Linked DNA regions of Homo sapiens: region 1 is linked to region 2. Evidence: read pairs that join two places in POLR2A ChIA-PET (ENCODE). Cell type or tissue: OCI-LY7. All regions are shown on one strand. Each heading gives the region's core, and the rest is flanking DNA. Links, peaks and the distances in the headings are about the cores only. Region 1 overlaps PTEN (phosphatase and tensin homolog). Region 2 has its middle 250 kb from the start of PTEN.

What was found. Peaks named below come from ENCODE experiments on the same cell type or tissue, not always from the same donor. Only the 100,000 strongest peaks of a DNase experiment are listed, where the experiment ranks them.
Region 1: POLR2A ChIA-PET joins it to region 2 with 11 read pairs; 18 of 35 experiments call an interaction of 5 or more read pairs at or near these places.

Annotation. Positions count from the first base shown.
Region 1 is chr10:87,868,185-87,873,571 of GRCh38, forward strand. The region is part of intron 1 of PTEN (phosphatase and tensin homolog); the gene reads left to right. Among named protein-coding and RNA genes, the nearest start is that of PTEN, 7.3 kb to the left of the region's middle. In OCI-LY7, for the core only: no CTCF peak of the experiment used is centred there; no DNase peak of the experiment used is centred there; H3K4me3 peaks cover 3,156 bases; H3K27ac peaks cover 1,309 bases.
Region 2 is chr10:88,110,804-88,116,190 of GRCh38, forward strand. No RefSeq gene overlaps it. Among named protein-coding and RNA genes, the nearest start is that of PTEN, 250 kb to the left of the region's middle. RefSeq lists an enhancer at 3,712-4,051. In OCI-LY7, for the core only: CTCF peaks have their summits at 3,711 (motif pointing left) and 3,913 (motif pointing right); DNase peaks (open chromatin) are centred at 708, 2,638, 3,048 and 3,738; H3K4me3 peaks cover 2,144 bases; H3K27ac peaks cover 4,587 bases.

The DNA.
Region 1 (5,387 bases), core at 127-5,126, 240 kb before region 2:
TTGAAGTAAACGTGCTATTTTTAAATTTTCATCTCAATCTTTTAAGTAAGACGAAAGCTTAGGAAATCACTTTTATTATTGATATTGTGTGTGACTTCAGAGTTTGTAAAGAGAATTGTAGAAGTGTTGCATGCATATGACAATTTTCTGCTTAATTGAAATGTGAGGCCTCTGCCATACTACAAGGATTTAGCTTCCAGAAAATGTAATATTAACATAGCTTAAGAAATGTATTTTTTTTTTTCTGTAGAAACCGTTGGGTTAAACAAACAGTTCAGAAGTTTTATTACATGGAACCCATTAGTTCTTAATCTTGTTACCTTTTTCTTCATTTTTTCTGTTAAACTTGATTTTCACAGTCAGCATTGAAGAATTCATCTTGTGGCCTGAATTCATTAAGAAAAGATGTTAGGATTTGTTCTGAAGATAGTGACTTAGGAAATTTGTGAGACTGGGGTCAGTCAGTTCTGTTTTACAATTGCTTTCTATTTGGTAGCTTTGAAATTAATTTAGTTGCTTATCAGAGAGAATAATGTTGAGGTTAGACTAACCTTAAATTGGTAAGGCTTTGCTGAGCAAACTGATAACTGTAAGTCTTTTATAGGGTGCATTACTGCCACATATACGTTCTTCCATAGGTGGTTAAAAGTATATTGGTCTGTGTTTGGTGATTCTCTTTGTACATATTGAGTATATGCATTCACTAATGTAAAATAATTTGCCAAGAAAGGTGAAATTAGTATATTGTACTTGACTATTCACCTTTCCCTTAGTTTTTTGAATTTTTTTCATTGGTTGCAGAGGAAGTATTAGCAATTTAATTCTTTTAAAATAATTTGCACTGGAATAAATAAGTATCGGCAAATATAAGAAGAGTAACATAATTTAAGGGTGAATTAATTTTATTTGGGAAGTTTTAGTTCTGTATAGTTAAGGCAGATTCTTCATTTGCAACAGTTGACATTGGGACATGTGTGAACATCTTCAAGGTATTAGGACATCTTCAAGGCATTACTTTTTGGCAGTGTTGAGAATTTTTTTTTTTTTTTTTTTTTTTTTGAGATGGAATCTCGCTCTATCGCCCAGTCTGGGGTGCAGTGGCAGGATCTCGGCTCACTGGAACCTCTGCCTCCCAGGTTCAGGCGATTCTCCTGCCTGAACCTCCCAAGCAGCTGGGATTATAGGTGCATGCCACCACGCCCAGATAGTTTTTGTACTTTTAGTAGAGATGGGGTTTTACCACCTTGGCCAGGCTGGTCTCAAACTCCAGACCTCAAGTGATCCGCCTGCCTCGGCCTCCCAAAATGCTGGGATTACAGGCGTGAGCCACTGCGCCTGGCCAGTGTTGAGAATATTGAGAGATGGATATTGTAGCTGTACCTGCCATCAAAAGAATTTTCTTGACCTCCACATAGTGTGAAAAAGAAGACTGTTTACACATTATATTTTAAGTAATTATACACATAATTATTATCAGTACTCACCACTTCAAATATGAACAGTGAATCTAACCAGTGTTTGATTTCTCTGTGTGTGTATGTGTATACAAAGTTAGCAAACCTTTTATCTTAATATTTATTAAAAAACGAATTTTTGTTTCTTTAAAGAAAAGACTACCTTAGAGAATATTGTTCTATAGTTTTTAAATATGGTCAGATCTATTTTAAATTATGTTAAAATTTTGAGTATTACGTTTATCTATACTTTTAAGCATATATACATTGTTTCATTTTAGATTTTAGGGAGGCAGTGTGGGCTCTGGAGCCAGACTGCTTGTTTTGTAATCCTGGATCTTCCATTTAGTAGCTGGATGACTTTGAGTAGGTTATTTAGATTTTCTCAATCTATTTTATCTGTAAAATGGGGATGATAATGGAACCTACCGCATACGTTTATCTTGAATAGTAAGTGAGATAATAATAAGTAATTTCATTTAGCATAGTACCTGCCACATTGTAAATACTTAAATGGTAGCTACTGCTCTGAAAAACTGTAATTTCAGGTTATGTATGTAGGGAAATTATTTGTATTTTCATTTATGGTGTATGATTGTAACTGAATTTCCTCAGTTTGGGCCATGTTAGGATTTTGTTTCAAGTTATAAGTGTTTTTAAAAATAAGGGTATTCCTTTAGGAAGTCTGGGTATGACATGTCTGTGATTTTGCTGGTTCATCACAAATGGGAAATAAATCTCTGCTAACTCAAACTGTTGACCAAAGTAAAATTAATTATGCCAATCAAAAACTATTTGCTTTAAAATATAAAAGGCAAAAACTTCCTATTAGCATAATGAAGTAGAATTTTTAAACTTTGTTATAATCTTAAATTTTCTTTAGTGTTGAAGATAGGTCAACTTAACTATCATACATTTTTATTCACATAAAGTAAACTCTGCCTCAAATGTAATAAACTTAATATGAGTTATGTAAACTTTGGTCAATAGAGGTATATTTTTTAGCATTTCCTTTTGAAAATTTCAGCCTTTTGAGGGAGTCTTGCAACTGAATGTCAAGTTACATTTATTACAATAAAATGGACACTTAATATAATCTGTAATGCATTAACATAATATGGGAACTTTTAAAGTATTCAGTCTCTGTATTATTGAGTCCTATTTCCACATTTGGCCAGGATTCTCAATATGATTTAGGCCCAAGACGTGGGAAGAAAGAAGTAAAGAACTAAAGGATTTTTTTCTTCATTTTTTTAATTGAATATGGGGAAAGATGGAATAAGCTTATCTGTCCAGTAAAGGCCATTATGTGTACATAGGGATTATTATTTTTCCCCCCCTTGGGCTGTACTGATTTCCCAGATGTACCACAGCACTCTTAGTAGTGAAGCACTTGACTTCTAGTGAGTGGATTTTTTGTGTGTGTGTTTTATATTGCAGAGTGAATACACTCTGTCTGATACTATGTGACTTTCTGATTATGTGATTTTTATGCATTTTATGTGTTTTGTAAACTAGCTGTATTTTTGGTCCATGTCTAGGTTGTAGAATTGAATTGTGCATTTTGGCATCTGAGCACAGCTGAGTTTTCTAAATCAATCTCTCTCCTTGCACCTAGTTTTTGCTTTAGATCACTACCTAAGACTTACTGTTGATTTAATATTAGAGCACTTAAGCATAGCTTTGACTTTTATTTCCTTTGATTTTTGTAGATTTTCAGGCTGAAGTACAATAAGGTTCTCTGTTCTTTACTAGTAATTGCAAAGATTGTATTCTGTGAATTTTATTTGTTTAATACTTTTGATCTTTTGAAGAGGATGTAATTATTTAAGGTATTATGAAATGCATTGTGATTTGAATTAGATACTCTTTGGAGATGGAGTTTTGCTGTTGTTGCCCAGGCTGGAGTGCAATGGTGTGATCTCGGCTCACCACAGCCTCCGCCTCCTGGGTTCAAGCAATTCTCTTGCCGCAGCCTCCCAAGTAGCTGGAATTACAGGCATGCGCCACCACGCCCGGCTAATTTTATATTTTTTTTTTCAGTAGAGATGGGGGGTTTCTCCATGTTGGTCAGGCTGGCCTCGAACTCTTGACCTCAGGTAATCTGCCTGTCTCAGCCTGCTAAAGTGCTGAGATTACAGGCATGAGCCACTGCGCCCGGCCTCAGATACTCTTTTAATTAGATGCGTTTAAAAATTTAACCCACCATTGCTGGCATGAATAGATGTATTTTTAGAGTGATTCATAAATATCGTATACATGTTTAAAGTTACAAACTTTTTGCTTATTTCAAAATGCAGGATTCTTTTCCATTTAAAATTCCCTCTCTTTGTGAGACTTCTTTTTGAGTATTCTGGTTACTCTAAACTGATTGGAGATGAAATTAGATAGAATTGAAAACTGTACTTTTAAAATGAAATTTTGGGGATGTCATTAAGCTTGATTTTTTAGGTTTTTTTTTTAGTGTGTATTATAAATTATTTTACACTGATTGTCAGCGATAAAATGGAATGCCTGGGATTTTTTAAAATTTATTTTATTCATTTTTATAAGGTAAAAACAGTGTTTTGCTAGGCTTAATTTGACCATGTTGTAAAATTTATTGTATACCTTGAAAGAATCATTTATGAAAGATACTGAATTAGCTAATATATACTCTGTCTTATGTAGTTTTTGATTAACAATACACTTTTTAAATCATTAGCTCATTTGATTTTGCAAAGAAGAACAGGTAACCTAAGAGGCAGACAGAACAGGCATTACTTTTATTTTTCTTTCTTTTTTATTTTATTTATTTATTTATTTATTTATTTTTTGCAGCTTAGGAATTGTAGCTCCAGTGGAATCAGTATCTTGTTAATGGCTAGTGAAAGACTGAGTCTGAAGAAGGATGCAGGACTTTTTTGGCACTTGGTGCAGTATTTTTCCCATTATGTTACATGAGTGGTTCTTAAACTTCAGTGTGTTAGAACAACCTGAAGGGCTTATTAAGCTATGGATTGCTTACTCCACCCTCAGAGTTTCTGATTCAGTAGGTCTGGATTGGGACCTGAGAATTTTTATTTCTTAGAAGTTTTCAAGTGATGCTGATGCTGGTGCTCTGGGGATCACACTTTGAGGACCACCAATGAACATTATCTCCCACCAAGCAAACCCTTAACATGTTATACTCCTTTAGGTTATTAGAATTTATACATGCATTATTTCATTTGACCTGTAAACTCTAAGTAACTTTGCATGGAAAATGTTATCCTGATTTTATAGACGAGATAGTGAGTTTAGAAAGGCAGTATGGTGGAATGGAGCATAGATTTGGAGTTGGCTAGACCTAAAGTCCAGATTAAATCTCTGCTCAAGGCTGGGCGTGGTGGCTCATGCCTGTAATCCCAGTGCTTTGGGAGGCCAGCGTTGGCAGATTGCTTGAGTCTGGAAGTTCGAGACCAGTCTGGGCAACATAGGCAGACCCTGTCTCTACAAAAAAAAATACAAAAATTAGTCGGGTGTTATAGTGCGCATTGGTAGTCCCAGCTACTGAGGAGGCTGAGGTGGGATCACCTGAGACTGGGACTTTGAGGCTGCATTGAGCTGTGATTGGGACACTGTACTCCTGCCTGGGTGACAGAGTGAGACCCTCTCTCAAAAATAAATAAATAAATACATCCCCGCTCAGCCACTTATCAGTTACGTAGATACACTGCCTAACCTTAGTGAACCCTGTTTCGACAACTCCAAAATGGGAGTAAAAATCCTAAACTTGTACAGTGGTTTTTTAGTTTTGTTAAAAGTACAGGTGAGGTTTTTTTCAGAGTATTGGTTGCCATCTGAGAGTGATCCCCTTTCACCTCCTCTAGGACTTTTAGCATTTTCTGGAGACATTTTGGTGGTCACAGCTGGGGTGGTAGAGTGTGCTATTGGCTAGGGGCTTGAAGCCAG
Region 2 (5,387 bases), core at 107-5,106:
GCTGGTGAGATACATAATCAGAGCAGTGCCATAGGAAGATTTAGCCCGTCATGGTTCTTAAACTCACCATACAAGCCTTTTTGGGGTGGCAGTCTTGCTGAAACACCATGTACTGCCAGCAAAGCAGGGGAAAGACGAACCTTCCTCCAAAAGTGAAGGTTTGTGTGCTGTGTTTAGAGGACCTCTCTGGTATGCTTGCTCATCTTTCCAGAAGTTACTGGAGAAACGACACCAGTGACCTTTCATGAGAAGATGATGGACTAGCACAGCAGCCCTCTCTTCCTACTCATCATGGAAAGCAACTAACCAAGGGACTTTCTTGGTTTATTTATTTACTTTTTGGTCAGGCAGATAGAAAAGTCATCATATAGCTTCAAGTTTCAGGGTTACTTCTTCACCTTTAATTTGCCCCAATGGGAATTGTCAAAAAGAAGTAAATCATGACATATATATCCTTTAAGTGTGTGTGTGTGTACCTGTGTCAGGGAGAGTTGGAGAACAGAGCATTGAAAACAATATTGTTAAATACACACACTGTATATCATATATTAAATATTTGTTACATATATTTAACAGTATCATTCTCTCCTTCCCCACCATATATATATTCATTCATTTATCATTGCCCTTTCTTATAGAAAGGTCTCTAAGTTCTAGTCACAACAAGACTGAAAAAAGACGCAGAGGCTGAAAAAAGCAGAACTGCAGCCTTGAACCTCATGCTTTACTGACTGGCCATAGTGTTACCCTTGATGTAAAGACTAAGTTTTAGTTTTGATGTCCAAAGGTGAAGGGAGTGTTTGTCCTTCTGACCCGGAGCACAGCTTCCTAAAATTGTTCTCTTGACTCTTGGAGGAGGATCCACTGGAGTTCACTACTGGCCACTTCCACAGCAAGATATTTAAAAAAAAATTTTTTTATTTCCATAGGTTATTGGGGAACAAGTGCTGTTTGGTTACATGAGTAAGTTCTTTAGTGGTGATTTATGAGATTTTGGTGCATCCATCACCCGAGCAGTATACACTGCACACAATTTATAGTCTTTTATCCCTCACCCCCTTCCCACCCTTTCCCACGAGAGTCCCCAAAGTCCATTGTGTCATTCTCACGCCTTTGCATCTTCATAGCTTAGCTCCCACTTATGAGTGAGAACATAACGATGTTTGGTCTTCCATTCCTGAGTGACTTCACTTAGAATAATAGTCTCCAATCTCATCCAGGTCCTGCGAATGCCGTTAATTCATTCTTTTTTATGGATGAGTAGTATTCCATCATACTACTCACACCACAGTTTCTTTATCCACTCATGGATTGAAGGGCATTTGGATTTGTTTCATGTTTTTGCAATTGTGAATTGTGTTGCCATAAACATGCGTGTGCAAGTGTCTTTTTTGTATAATGACGTCTTTTCCACTGGGTAGATACCCAGTAGTGGGATTGCTAGATCAAATGGTAGTTCTACTTTCAGTTTTTTAAGGCATCTCCACACTGTTTTCTATAGTCATTGTACTAGTTTACCTTCCCACCAGCAGTGTAGGTGTGTTCCCTGTTCACCACATCCATGCCAACATCTATTATTTTTCTATTTTTTGATTATGGCCATTCTTATAGGAGAAAGGAGCCAAAGACTTTTAATTCTTGTCCCACGATCAGTGGTTCTCAAACATGGGGATAAGAATCCACCTGGGGAGCTTATCAAAATGCAATCCTGGCTGGGTGTGGTGGCTCACAACTGTAATCAAAGCACTTTGGGAGTCCGGGGCGGGTTGATCTCTTGAGCTCAGGAGTTCGAGACCAGTCTGGTCAACATGGTGAAACCCCATCTCTACTACAAATATAAAAAAATCAGTCAGGCGTGGTGGTGCATGTCTATAGTCCCAGCTACTTGGGAGGCTGAGGCATGAGAACTGCTTGAACCTGGGATGCGGAGGCTGCAGTGAGCCGAGATCACGTCACCACACTCCAGCCTGAGCGACAGAGTGAGATTCTGTCTCAAAACAAAAAAAAAAAGAAAAAAGAAAGAAAGAAAAGAAAAGAAACATGCAATTCTCTCTCCCAGATCTTTCTTCTGACTTAAGTAGGTAAGGGTGAAACCTTGAGATGTGCATTTTGGAGAGAATCCATGATCCCCCTACAGACGCCCACTTTAGGAAGCTCTGCTCTGGTTCCATGCCACCATGCAAGGTTGGCCTAACGCAGCGGCAGCAGGACTATCGTGAAGTCAGGTTTAGAATTAAATCCTGGCTTAGCAACTTGCAAACTGTGTGACAGTAGCCAAGTTACTTAGCCTCTCTGAGCTTCGTTTTCCTCATTTTCCATAAGGGGATAATAATATCCACACAAGTTGCCGTCCCAGATTTCATTTAACATAGGTCCCTTCACTGCCCTATCTCACTAGTTTGACTCATTTAGAGATTATAGGCATAATGTCAGGGAGAGGGGAGGGATTTGAGGGAAAAGAGAACTTCAAAAAAAATTTTTTTAAGCTTCTTAAATCCTACCTCATAGGAGGAAAAAAAGACAACAAAACACCATTATTAAGGGCTGACCATGTGCTAGGCCTTGTCAGTGCTAAGAAGAGTACTTTTCAGATCCAATGTAACTCAACGCTTCACTCACTTCACAGACTCTCCCCTGGGCCCTGTGGTTGGGCTTCCTGTTTCCACATCAAAATTTAGTTCAATGAGCATTTGTGAAGGGCCAGCCAGGCACCAGGCTCTATGGGAGGTCCTGAGTGGGTGAGAGGACACAAATGTGGATGACAGGTAGGCCTGGGCTCAGGGAGCTCTCCATCTACTGAGGGACACAGGTCTGGGTATAACTACAATATGGACCAAGTACTGTGGGAGCTCAGGGGAGGGAGAGACTAATTCCAACAGATGAAAAAGAAGGAAAAAATTCCATTGGGCAAGAGTTCTCATGACCAACATTTGATTGCAGGCTCCTTAAAGATGGGCTATTTTTTTTCCCTGTTGACTCTTCAGAGTGTCCTGAAAAGCCTTGGGCCCTGTGGCTCCTTGATGAGTTCATTAGACTCACTGACAAGTCCTGCAGACCTTTGCTTCTTGATGCCAGCTGTGTGCTGCTCTCTGAAGCTCCTTCTTTCACACCAAACAACAGTTTCCAGGGCTGGTGGGCGTTGGACAGTCTGGAGCGATTCTTGACTTGATTTACTAATACATACTATTGCAAGAAAACCTTTGTGAAAGTAGCCACCATCCTGTCTGCCTTTTTATTCTGAAGCTCCTCTTGCTCTCCCAGCCCCATGTTCTCATGCACACTGTCACAGTGAGTTGTTTAAGTGCTCAGATGTTATTACTTCCTGGGTAATCTACTTGGAGAGTTAAAGTTTGGCCTGTGGCCTGGGCTAGGCATTCCTTTTTCCTAGGATTGACTTTCTGGAAAGGAGGGTGATCCAGCCTGTTGGACTGAGCACAGCACTTTGAGAAAAGGGGAGCTTAGGAATGGAGCCCAGAGGAAGCCCCCTGGTTAGGAGGAGTTGTTTATTTTAGCTGTCAGGATGGCAAAGATGGTTTCTATTTGGCCTGCCCTGTTGTACTTACTGGCTGCTATTGGTTCATTTTGTTTGAAAAAAAAAAAAGGAAAGGAAAGTGGCTGATTGTTGAAGAAGCTTTCGTTCAATGGGAAAAAGTGCTTCTACCTTACAACAGGAAAAGCGTCAGCAATGGCAGGAGAAAGCAAAGTGGGCCATCTCTTCATGGAGCCATCTGGTGGCTCTTCGCTGTAAGCACCACTCCTGGAGTCTCCTGTGTGGGTGCAGAGCTCACTCCATGCATCTCTTCTCGGAGAAGTGGCCTCCTCCAGTGCAGGAAGGAAACTCCTCTCCGCCACGGTGCACCAGATGGCTGCCCACTTTGATTGGCTTCATCATGGCTTTCAGGGACCTGCAGGACCTGCCCCTGGGCTTTGTTCTCAGCCTCTACTCCAGATGCGCTTCTCCAGCTCCACCCCACCTGCCTGCCCCCTGCCCTCCTAGGGCCTTTGCATTTCCTCCCCTCTGCTCAGGATGCCTTTCTCCAACGTCTTCTTAAGGCTGATTCCTTCTCATTGCTTCTATTGCAACTCAGAGGAGCCTTCCTCAGAGAGGCCTTCCTTGACCACTCTTCCTAAAGCAGGCCCTGTCCCAAGTCACTGTTCGTGACAAGTGTCGGCTTTATTTTACTCATAGGATACTTAGTGGCATCTAAATCCTATTCATTCATGTTCTTCCCTCTTGTTTATTGCCTGTGTTAAATGCAAGAGAACAAAGCCTTATCTGATTATTTTATCTCTGTCTCCCTAACATCAAGAAAAGTACCTGGCTTGTACTGAATGTTCAGTAAATATATGCGAAAAAATGAATGAAACTAAAGACATAAAACATAGAAAGGGAGGTGCTTTAGAGCCCAGATATGTCTGTCTGAGGCTGTGCTGGACTCCTCCTCATTCCCTCTGTTTCTCCCTAGATAACAATCTATGGAAGGGGCTATTTCTCTGGCTAGCATCCATTTTTCTCTGGGATTCTATTCTGGTTGGCAGGAATTTGGTTCTTCCCACCATCAAACCCTCCCGGGTCTCTTTCTTGGTTCAGTTTTTCCTAATGTACATTCACACTCTTTAATAGCTTTAACAGTGACTGTTTATAGGGGGGAAGCTGTCTTCCAACTTTGAGGTGCTATGATTTTTAGACATTTCCAAATATTCTATATAAAACACAGAACCATCAAGAGAAATTCATACCTCATCTGATCACAATCTCCTGGTTAACTTCCTTCACTGTGGACAGCGCTTGGCCTGCATATCCACACTCCTTTGCAGCCAGCAGCTGCCTCTTCTCTTGATGCTGCCTTTTCGTTGCCTAGCCAGGAACCAAGGCTCTATCTGCCCAAGGCTCTATCTGCTCTATCTTTAGAGAAGAGCCCTCAGATTCCAGGGAGCAGCAGCTCATTTTTAGTGAGGTTTCCCCTGTACCTGGGCTGGTCAAATATTCTCCCTCGGCCTTTTCTTCAAGATTTTTTTTTCCACTCGTGTGTGTGTGTGTGTGCATTCACACACATGTGCATGGCCATTGCACCCCACATAGAGCCCCAGCCTCATCCAAATTGCTGGTTCTTCTCTTCATTATTCTCTCTTTTTCTCATCCTCATCCTTCCTGGATTCTTCCAACAAATTCCAAATTTCTTTCCCATTTGGTATTTAGAAAACATAAGCTTGAACCACCAACTCAATACACTGTGAGCATCTCACAATTTCTCCAAATTCCTTGGGGATTACTGTCTTGTAATCACTCCTGGCTTCTAACTCCTGCTTTTTAAATTTGTGGCTCTATGCTTTCTGTTGTTCTAATCCATGTTGACTCATACCTGAAATTGAGCCTCTTCCCTGAG